2 separate regions of the Homo sapiens genome follow, and region 2 is linked to region 1. The links are chromatin loops, found by intact Hi-C in ENCODE. Cell type or tissue: Calu3. All regions are shown on one strand. Links, peaks and the distances in the headings refer to the core of each region. The heading gives the core; the rest is flanking DNA. Region 1 has its middle 36 kb from the start of PWWP2A. Region 2 overlaps TTC1 (tetratricopeptide repeat domain 1).

Evidence for each region. A loop is a pair of places that touch in the nucleus more often than their neighbours do. Peaks named below come from ENCODE experiments on the same cell type or tissue, not always from the same donor. Only the 100,000 strongest peaks of a DNase experiment are listed, where the experiment ranks them.
Region 2: a loop joins it to region 1, with 4 times the contacts of the local background. A loop is called at or near these places in 6 of 110 quality-filtered maps.

The regions. Positions count from the first base shown.
Region 1 is chr5:160,152,982-160,157,378 of GRCh38, reverse strand. No RefSeq gene overlaps it. Among named protein-coding and RNA genes, the nearest start is that of PWWP2A, 36 kb to the right of the region's middle. In Calu3, for the core only: no CTCF peak of the experiment used is centred there; DNase peaks (open chromatin) are centred at 1,928 and 2,228.
Region 2 is chr5:160,019,507-160,023,903 of GRCh38, reverse strand. The region is part of intron 2 of TTC1 (tetratricopeptide repeat domain 1); the gene reads right to left. LOC124901124 (a long non-coding RNA gene) reads right to left here. Exons shown (of 2, transcript XR_007059025.1): 2 at 1-307. Among named protein-coding and RNA genes, the nearest start is that of TTC1, 13 kb to the right of the region's middle. In Calu3, for the core only: a CTCF peak has its summit at 1,893 (motif pointing left); a DNase peak (open chromatin) is centred at 1,873.

The sequences.
Region 1 (4,397 bases), core at 254-4,253:
CAGTTTCATATTCTCCTCCTGTTGTGATTGTAAACCTAGAGGCTCAAATTCATCAGAATATCAGGGTTAGGTGGACCTTTAGAATTGCACCATTTCAGGCACATGCTGGTAGGTCCTAACCTCTGTGCTAACTCCAATCCATTGGTGGTAGCTGATGAGAACACTGTGTTGACAATAATTCTGAGGCTGATTAACACATGTACCATCATCAATTGGCAAACCCTGCCATGGCAGGGGTGTGTGTGGCGGAATGTAGGCTGTCAGCCATCCCAGAACTGGTCCAAACCCCTTACTTCATAAGTGGAGAAACCAAGGCCCAGAAAGCTGATGACCAAAACCTGTTACTGTCTTTTTTTTTTTTCTTTTTTTGAGACAGAGTGTCACACTGTTGCCCAGGCTGGAGTGCAGTAGCATGATCTTGGCTCACTGCAACCTCTGCCTCCCAGGTTCACGTGATTCTCCTGCCTCAGCCTCCCGAGTAGCTGGGACTACAGGTGCCCATCACCACACCTGGCTAATTTTTTGTATTTTTAGTAGAGATGGGGTTTCACTATGTTGGCCAGTGTGGTCTCGAACTCCTGACCTCGTGATCTGCCCACCTCAGCCTCCCAAAGTGCTGGGATTACAGGCGTGAGCCACCGTGCCCGGCTACTATCTGTCTTTTTAAATATTATAGCCATCTAGTGACTGTGAAGTGTTATCTCATTGTAGTTTTGATTTGCGTTTACCTGATTGCTAGTGATATTCAGCATCTTTTTGTAAGCTTCTTGGCGATTTGTCTATCTTCTTTGGACAAATGCCTACTCAATGTCTTTGTCCTTTTTTTAAAAAAAATTTTTTTCAGATGGGGTCTCACTATGTTGCCCAGGCTGGTCTCAAACTCCTGGGCCCAAGTGATACCTGCCTTGGCCTCCCAAAGTGCTGGGATTACAGGCATGTGGCCACTGCACTTGGCCTTCTTTGTCCATTTTTAAATTGGGTTGTCTTATTATTATTATTATTTTTTGAGACAGGGTCTCACTCTGTCATCCATGCTGGAGTGCAACGGCATGATCTTGGCTCTCTGCAACCTCCGCCTCCCAGGCTCAAGTGATCCTCGCACCTCAGCCTCCCGAGTTGCTGGGACTACAGGTGTGTGCCACCACACCCGGCTAATTCTTGGTAGTTTTGTAGAGATTGGGTTTCGCCATGTTGCCCAGGATGGTCTTGAACTCCTGAGCTCAAATGATCCACCTGCCTTGGCCTCCCAAAATACTGAGATTATAGATGTGAGCCATTGTGCCCTGCTGGGTTGTTTCATTATTATTGAGTTGCAGGTGTGTGTGTTTTTTTTTTTTTTTTTGAGACTGAGTTTCGGTCTTGTTGCCCAGGCTGGAGTGCAATGGCATGATCTCAGCTCTCTGCAACCTCTGCCTCCCAGGTTCAAGAAATTCTCCTGCCTCAGCCTCCTGAGTAGCTGGGATTACAGGCATGCGCCACCACATCAGGCTAATTTTGTATTTTTAGTAGAGACAGGGTTTCTCCATGTTGGTCAGGCTGGTCTCGAACTCCCGACCTCAGGTGATCCGCCCATCTCTGCCTCCCAAAGTGCTGGGATTATAGGCATGAGCCATCGTGCCTATCTGTAAGTGTTTTTATACATTCTAGATACAACTCCCTTATCAGATGTATAATTTGCAAAAGTTTTTCCCCATTCTGTGCGTTGTCTTCACTTTCAACACAGGCTTTAAAACCAGGATTGGGTTCAAATTCCAGTTCTTCTACTTCTCTGTGACCTTAGGCAAGTTATTTAACTTCTCTCACCTTCAATTCCTTATCTGGAAAACAGGCATAAAAATACCTATGTTACAGGCATGCTGTGAAGATAAAAACAGATAAACAGTGCAAACAAAGTGGTATGGCTAGATGCCATACAGGTGACAACCAGCATGGGTAAGTATAACATGGAACAATGAGTAAGTCAGAAAAGCAACAATGCATCAAACTCCCAAAGCCTTCTGGTGCAATAATTCCCAAACTTGTTTTGGGAATATCTAAGAGGGTCTCTAGCCACCTTAGAGGATTCTGTAAAAATCTCAGAGTTAATAGCAATTTATTTTAGGATCAAAACAAAACCTAATGCTGCATGTCATAAAACAGTTGGTTGCGCAAGATACTTCTGTGTGATAGGAATGAGTAATGAAGAGGGGGACAATGGTTAAAAATCAAGCAAATCAAATCAGACATCCAGCGGGCGCAGTGGCTCATGCCTGTAATTCCAGCACTTTGGGAGGCCGAGGCGGGCAGATCACTTGAGGTTAGGAGTTTGAGACCAGCCTGGCCAACATGGTGAAACCCCATCTCTACTGAAAATACAAAAATTGGCTGGGCGCAGTGGCTCACATCTGTAATCCCAGCACTTTGGGAGGCCGAGGCAGGTGGATTGTTTGAGATCAGGAGTTCGAGACCAGCCTGACCAACACAGTGAAACCCCGTCTCTAATAAAAATATAAAATTAGCCAGGTGTGGTGGCACACACACCTGTAATCCAACTACTCAGGAGGCTGAGGCAATAGAATCGCTTGAACCCAGGAGGCAGAGGTTGCATTGAGCTGAGAACGCACCACTGCACTTCTGCCTGGGTAACAGAGCAAGACTCTGTCTAAAAAAAAAAAAAATAGCCGGGAATGGTGGTGGGCACCTGTAATCCCAGCTACTCTAAAGGCTGAGGCAGGAGAATCTCTTGAACCTGGGAGGCAGAGGTTGCAGTGAGCCAAAATCATGCCATTCATTGCACTCCAGCCTGGGCAACAAGAGCAAAACTCCATCTCAAAAAAAAAAAAAAAAAAAAATGCACGGTGGCTCATGCCTGTAATCCCAGCACTTTGGGAGGCCGAGGTAGATGGATCAAGAGGTCAGGAGTTTGAGACCAGCCTGGCCAAGATGGTGAAACCCTGTCTCTACTAAAAATACAAAAATTAGCCAGGCACGGTGGTGAGCACCTGTAATCCCAACTACTCAGGAGGCAGAGGTTGCAGTGAGCCAAGATCGCACCACTGCACTCTAGCCTGGGAGACAGAGCAAGACTCCGTCTCAATAAAAAAAAAAAAAAAAAAAAAAAAATCAGACATCCACAAGCAAAAAATGAACCTCAACCTAAACCTTATACCTTATACACAAGTTAAATTGAAATGGATCATAGACTTACATGTAAAATGTAAAACTATAGAACTTTAAAAAAATAGGTGAAAATTCAGTATCTAGGGCTAGGCAAGGAGTTCTTACACTTGACACTAAAAAGCATGATTTCGCCGGGCTCAGTGGCTCATGCCTGTAATCCCAGCGCTTTGGGAGGCCGAGGTGGGCAGATCACCTGAGGTCAGACCAGCCTGGCCAACATGGTGATACCCTGTCTCTATTAAAAATACAAAAATTAGCTGGGCATGGTGGTGCATGCCTATAATCCCAGCTACTTGAGAGGCTGAGGCAGAAGAATCACTTGAACCCAGGAGGTGGAGGTTGCAGTGAGCCGAGTTGTTGCCACTGCACTCCAGCCTGGGTGACAAGAGCAAGACTCCATCTCAAAAAATCAATCAATAAATAAATACAAATAAAAAGCATGATTTATATAATAAAAACTTCATCAACTGAACTTTATTGAAACTTCAAACTTTTGTTCTGTGAAAGCCCCTGTGAAGACAATGACAAGACAAAGTACATGTTGGAGAAAATATTTGCAAGCCATATATCTGACAGAGGATTAATATCTAGAATATAGCAAAAACTCTCAAACTTGACCGGTTGTGGTGTGCTGTAATCCCAGCACTGTAGGAGGCCAAGGTAGGAGGACTGCTTGAACCCAGGAGTTCAAGACCAGCCTGGACAACACAGTGACAACCCATTTCTACAAAATATTTAAAATACAGCTGGGCATGGTGGTGCACATCTGTAGTTCCAGCTACTCCGGAGGCTGAGGTGGGAGGATTGCCTGAGCCCAGGAGTTGGAGGCTGCAGCAAGCCATAACTGTGCCACTGTACTTCAGCCTGGATGATAGAGTGAGACCCCACTCAACTCAACTCCAACAAACAAAGAACAAAAACAGAAAAACAAAAAACGCCTCAAACTCAATAGTTAAAAAAAAAAAAAAACAAACAATCTGGTTGGAACATGAAGCAAAAGTTCATCAAAGCGAATATATAAATGAGAAATAAGTATATTTTCACATTCAGTATTATTCACCGTTAGGGCAATGCAAATTAAAAACCACAATGGGTTATCACTTACATAAGTATCCGAATGACTAAAATAAAAAATAGTGACAACAACAAATGCTGGTGAGGATGCAGAGAAACTGGATCACTCATACATTGCTGATGGAAATATAAATGGTACAGACACTGTGAAGAACAATTGGGCA
Region 2 (4,397 bases), core at 82-4,081, 130 kb after region 1:
CTGACCCCACAAGGAATCCTTCTAGAAAAAGAAAGGAGGAGAAGAAAAAGAATTGGAAGTCATCTGACTCTGACAGCTCAGACTCTGAGAATGATACAGGCAAGAGGGCAAGGCACACATCAAAAGACAGCAAGGCAGCAAAGAAGAAGAAAAAGAAGAAGCACAAGAAGAAGCACATAGGAGTGGAAAGATTAGGCAACATGTGACATGCCTTGTGCACACGGCTTTGTCCCCATTGAGCCTTGTATTTGGAAGCTTAGTCACCTGTGTCCATCTGGATCTGTTTCGTGATAAAACACGAAACTACCTAAAATAAAAAGGTAAGCAGAGTTACATGTCTCCCTAGCTGAATTATAAGTTTCTTGACAGAGAAAACCATATTCTTCAAGAAAACTTCAGCCTGGGCAACACAGCAAGACCGTGTCTCTCCTAAAAATAAAAAAAATTAGCTGGGCGTGGTGGCTTATGCCTGTAGTCCCAGCTATTTGGGAGGCTGAGGGGGAAGGATCACTTGAGCCCCAGAGGTAGAGGTTACAATGAGCCATGATTGCGTCACTGCACTCCAGCCTGGGCAACAGAGCAAAACTCTATTTCCAAAAAAAAAAAAAAGAAAGAAAACCAATTTTGCCTAATTTTTTTTTTTTTTTTGAGACAGTGTTTTGTTCTGTTGCCCAGGCTGGAGTGCAGTGATGCAATCTCAGTTCATTGCAACCTCCGCCTACCGGGTTCAAGTGATTCTCCTGCCTCAGCCTCCTGAGTAGCTGGGATTATAGGCGCACACCACCAGGCCCTGCTATTTTTTTTGTATTTTTAGTAGAGATGGGGTTTCACCTTGTTGGTCAGGCTGGTCTTAAACTTGACCTCAGGTGATCCGCCCACCTCGGCCTCCCAAAGTGTTGGGATTACAGGCGTGAGCCACTGCACCCGGCCAATTTTGTCTATTAATTGCAGGTACTAACAAATGTCTGCTGAATGAATAACTCAATTTCTAGAATTACCCCGAATCTGTAGCATATGTGGGTTAATTTTCATTTAACTAACAAAGAAATAAAGGTGGAAACTATTACAAGTGTCCTTTCTGAATAAAATTAGCAAATCAAGGATTTAAATATTATAAACTTCTTTACATAAAGAAGATATTCTATAAAGAAGACAAATTACTGTAAATACTAGTTAGGATGAAAAATGGAAATGGTATGCTACTATTGCTAAGTGAAGAGTCTTCCTGTAAAGCAAATATCCATGACTTGGCTATAATCTTACCTTGTAATTTCCTATTTACTAACATAGTACCCCTATCTGCTTAATTACCTATACTATATTAGATGCCTGATTCCATGGCTGTGTAACTCATTCAATGAGCTAAAACTCATAATACTTATTATGTGCCAAACATTGTGCTAAGAGCTTCAAATGGATTGATTCACTTTCTTAAAATATTAGAAGTAGCTTGAATATAATTTTTTAATTGACAACAAAAAAACCACCCTCCAAAAAACCCAAAAATCCAAGCTAGAGAACTTCAACTGATATAATTTAAAATCCTGGGTAGCATGGCAAAATGTTAGAAAGTGCTTCTCTAGTCCCTTATAAATAAACCACTCTTCAGCAGACTACAATGCAGTGGCTGAGTAGGGTATTTCTTTTACTTTAGGTCAGTGAATACAACATAAACACACTTGACTTTGAGCTTATAAGTGTATACCCCATCTATCATTATTAAATAGTTAAAAACTTGCATGAAATACATTTAAAAAATAATCTCATATTTAAATAATCCTATGGTAAGCATGTGCTCAACAGACAAACAGGGGGAAAACCAAGACTCTCACTCCGGCAAGCTTATGTCCATATTATAAATCTATCAGCAGCTCTCTGCTGCCCTCTGCAGTTTTGTGAAGTAATTGCTACAAAATAAAACGGCATACACTTTATGCCAAGCACAGTACCCAGGGATCACAGTACCCAGAGATCAATAGCTGGAGTAAAAGAGAGCGTAAAGAGAGGTACATACTTGCTCAACTGCTGGAAAGTGGAGGCACATGCAACAAAACTTTCTGCTTTAGTCTTATCTAGGTGGGACAAGAAAACTACACTTGGAATGCAAATACTGGAAGGGCTAGGGACATCAGTTCTATAATTATTTTGAAGGGAATTCCTTATCATTAAAAAAATAAGCTTTTGGTTTTGTCTTCTTTGAAATCAGATATCACTTGCTTTACATACATAAAGACATATCTGTTCTTTCCACAAGTCACCTTTACAGGTCCTCTAGGGAGGCATGAGGGAGGATCTTTGGATCTAAGCCACAGTTAGAACCTGCCTCTCAGTAGGTGTTATCCTTCTGAGGAAAAAAATGACTGATCTATGAGGAATTAATCTTGGAAATAGTCCCTTGTTTCTTAAATCAGAAAATTCTATTTCCCAAAACTCAATCTTTAACAGAAATAAATTTTCTATGTCAGGACTGCTTAAATTCGGCCCAACAAGTTGTTTTTAGACCTTGATCAACGGATGTAGGTAAAAGAAAACCTCCTATTCAGTTCTTCCGATGTTGGATGCAGTCAATGTACGGGTTAGGTCAATACTTCTTGTTTTGGAAGCTTAGTCATCTGTGTCCATCTGGATCTGTTTCCCATGGTGTGGCCACAGTTCTTCCTATATCAAAATTACCTGGGAGGCTTGCTAACAAAACAGATGCCTGGTTGTTGCCTCACAGGTGTGTGGTGTCAGACACTTCTCAGGCTGTGCATGGTTAATACATTTCCTGTGATGCTTAGACACAATAAAGTCTGGAAACCACTGATCTACACAAAGTGACCTTTCTTAATAAACACAGGAAATACTGAACGTCATTTTAACTTTTCTGCCAGCAAATAATGTAAACACACCTCACTAACTTCCAAATGTTTTAGAGCAGCGGTCCCTACCCTTTTTGGCACCAGGGACTGCTCTTGTGGGGAACTATTTTTCCACGGACTAGGGTCTTGGGGAAGGGGGTGTTCATAATGATTCAAGCACATTACATTTATTGTGTACTTTATAATTATTAAACTGTAATATATAATCAAATAGTTATACAATTCACCATAATGTAGAATCAGTGGGAGCCCTAAGCTTGTTTTCCTGCAACTAGACGGTCCTACCTGGGGGTGATGAGAGACAGTGATAGACTATCAGGCATTAGATTCTTGTAAGGAGCAGGCAACACAGATCCCTTGCATGTGCAATTCACAACAGGGTTCACAAGCCTACGAGAATCTAATGCTACCATGGATATGACATGAGGTGGAGCTCAGACAGTAATGCAAGCGATGGGAAGTGGCTGTAAATACAGATGAAGCTTCGCTCACTAGCCTGCTGCTCACTTCCTGCTGTGTGGCTGGGTTCCTTACAGGCCACAGACTGGTATCAGTACATGGCCGGGGGTTGACGACCCCTGTTTTAGAGCAAGCAACCCTTATTTCCACTGGTTTAAACTTAGCATCAGGCCAGGCAGGGTGGTTCATTCCTGTAATCCCAGCACTTTGGGAGGCCAAGTGAAAGGGCCTCTACAAAAATAAAAATAAACAAACTTGGGATCAGAAATCTAAGCTCCTTCTAGGATTTGATTTAATCGTTTGTAGACAGCATTAAGTTCAACAGTGGTAACTCTAAGAAGTTGGTAAAACTGACCACCTTAGTTCCAAAGGATGCCTATTAGAAATGAAAGAAAAGGAGGCTGGGGCGGGCGGATCACTTGAGGTCAGGAGTTCGAGACCAGCCTGGCCAACATGGTGAAACTCCGTCTCTACTAAAAATACAAAAATTAGCTGGGTGTGGTGGTGGGCACCTGTAATCCCAGCTACTTGGGAGGCTGAGGCAGGAGAATCACTTGAACCTGGGAGGCAGAGGTTGCAGTGAACCAAGATCATGCCACTGTACTCCAGTCTGGGCGACAGGGCAAGACTCTGTCTCAAAATAAACAAACAGAAAACAACAACAACAAAAAGAAAACAAGAAATGAAAGAAAAGGGAGGCAGGAGGCAGGGCACAGTGGCTCATGCCTATAATCCCAGAACTTTGGGAGGCCGAGGTGGGTGGATCATGATGTGAGTTCGAGACCAGCCTGGCCAATATGGTGAAACCCAGTCTCTAGTAAAAATACAAAAATTAGCTGGGTGTGGTGGCACACGCCTGTAGCCCCAGCTACTCGGGAGGCAGAGAGAGAATCGCTTGAATCCGGGAGGCGGAGGTTGCAGTGAGCAGAGATCGCACCGCTGCACTCCAGCTTGGGCAACAGAGAGGGAATATCCATCTCAAAAAAAAAAAAAAAAAAAAAAAGAATGAAAGAAAAGGGAAACAACAAAATCAGAAAGGTTGCTCATGACGTTAACAGGACTATGCAGGCCACTATG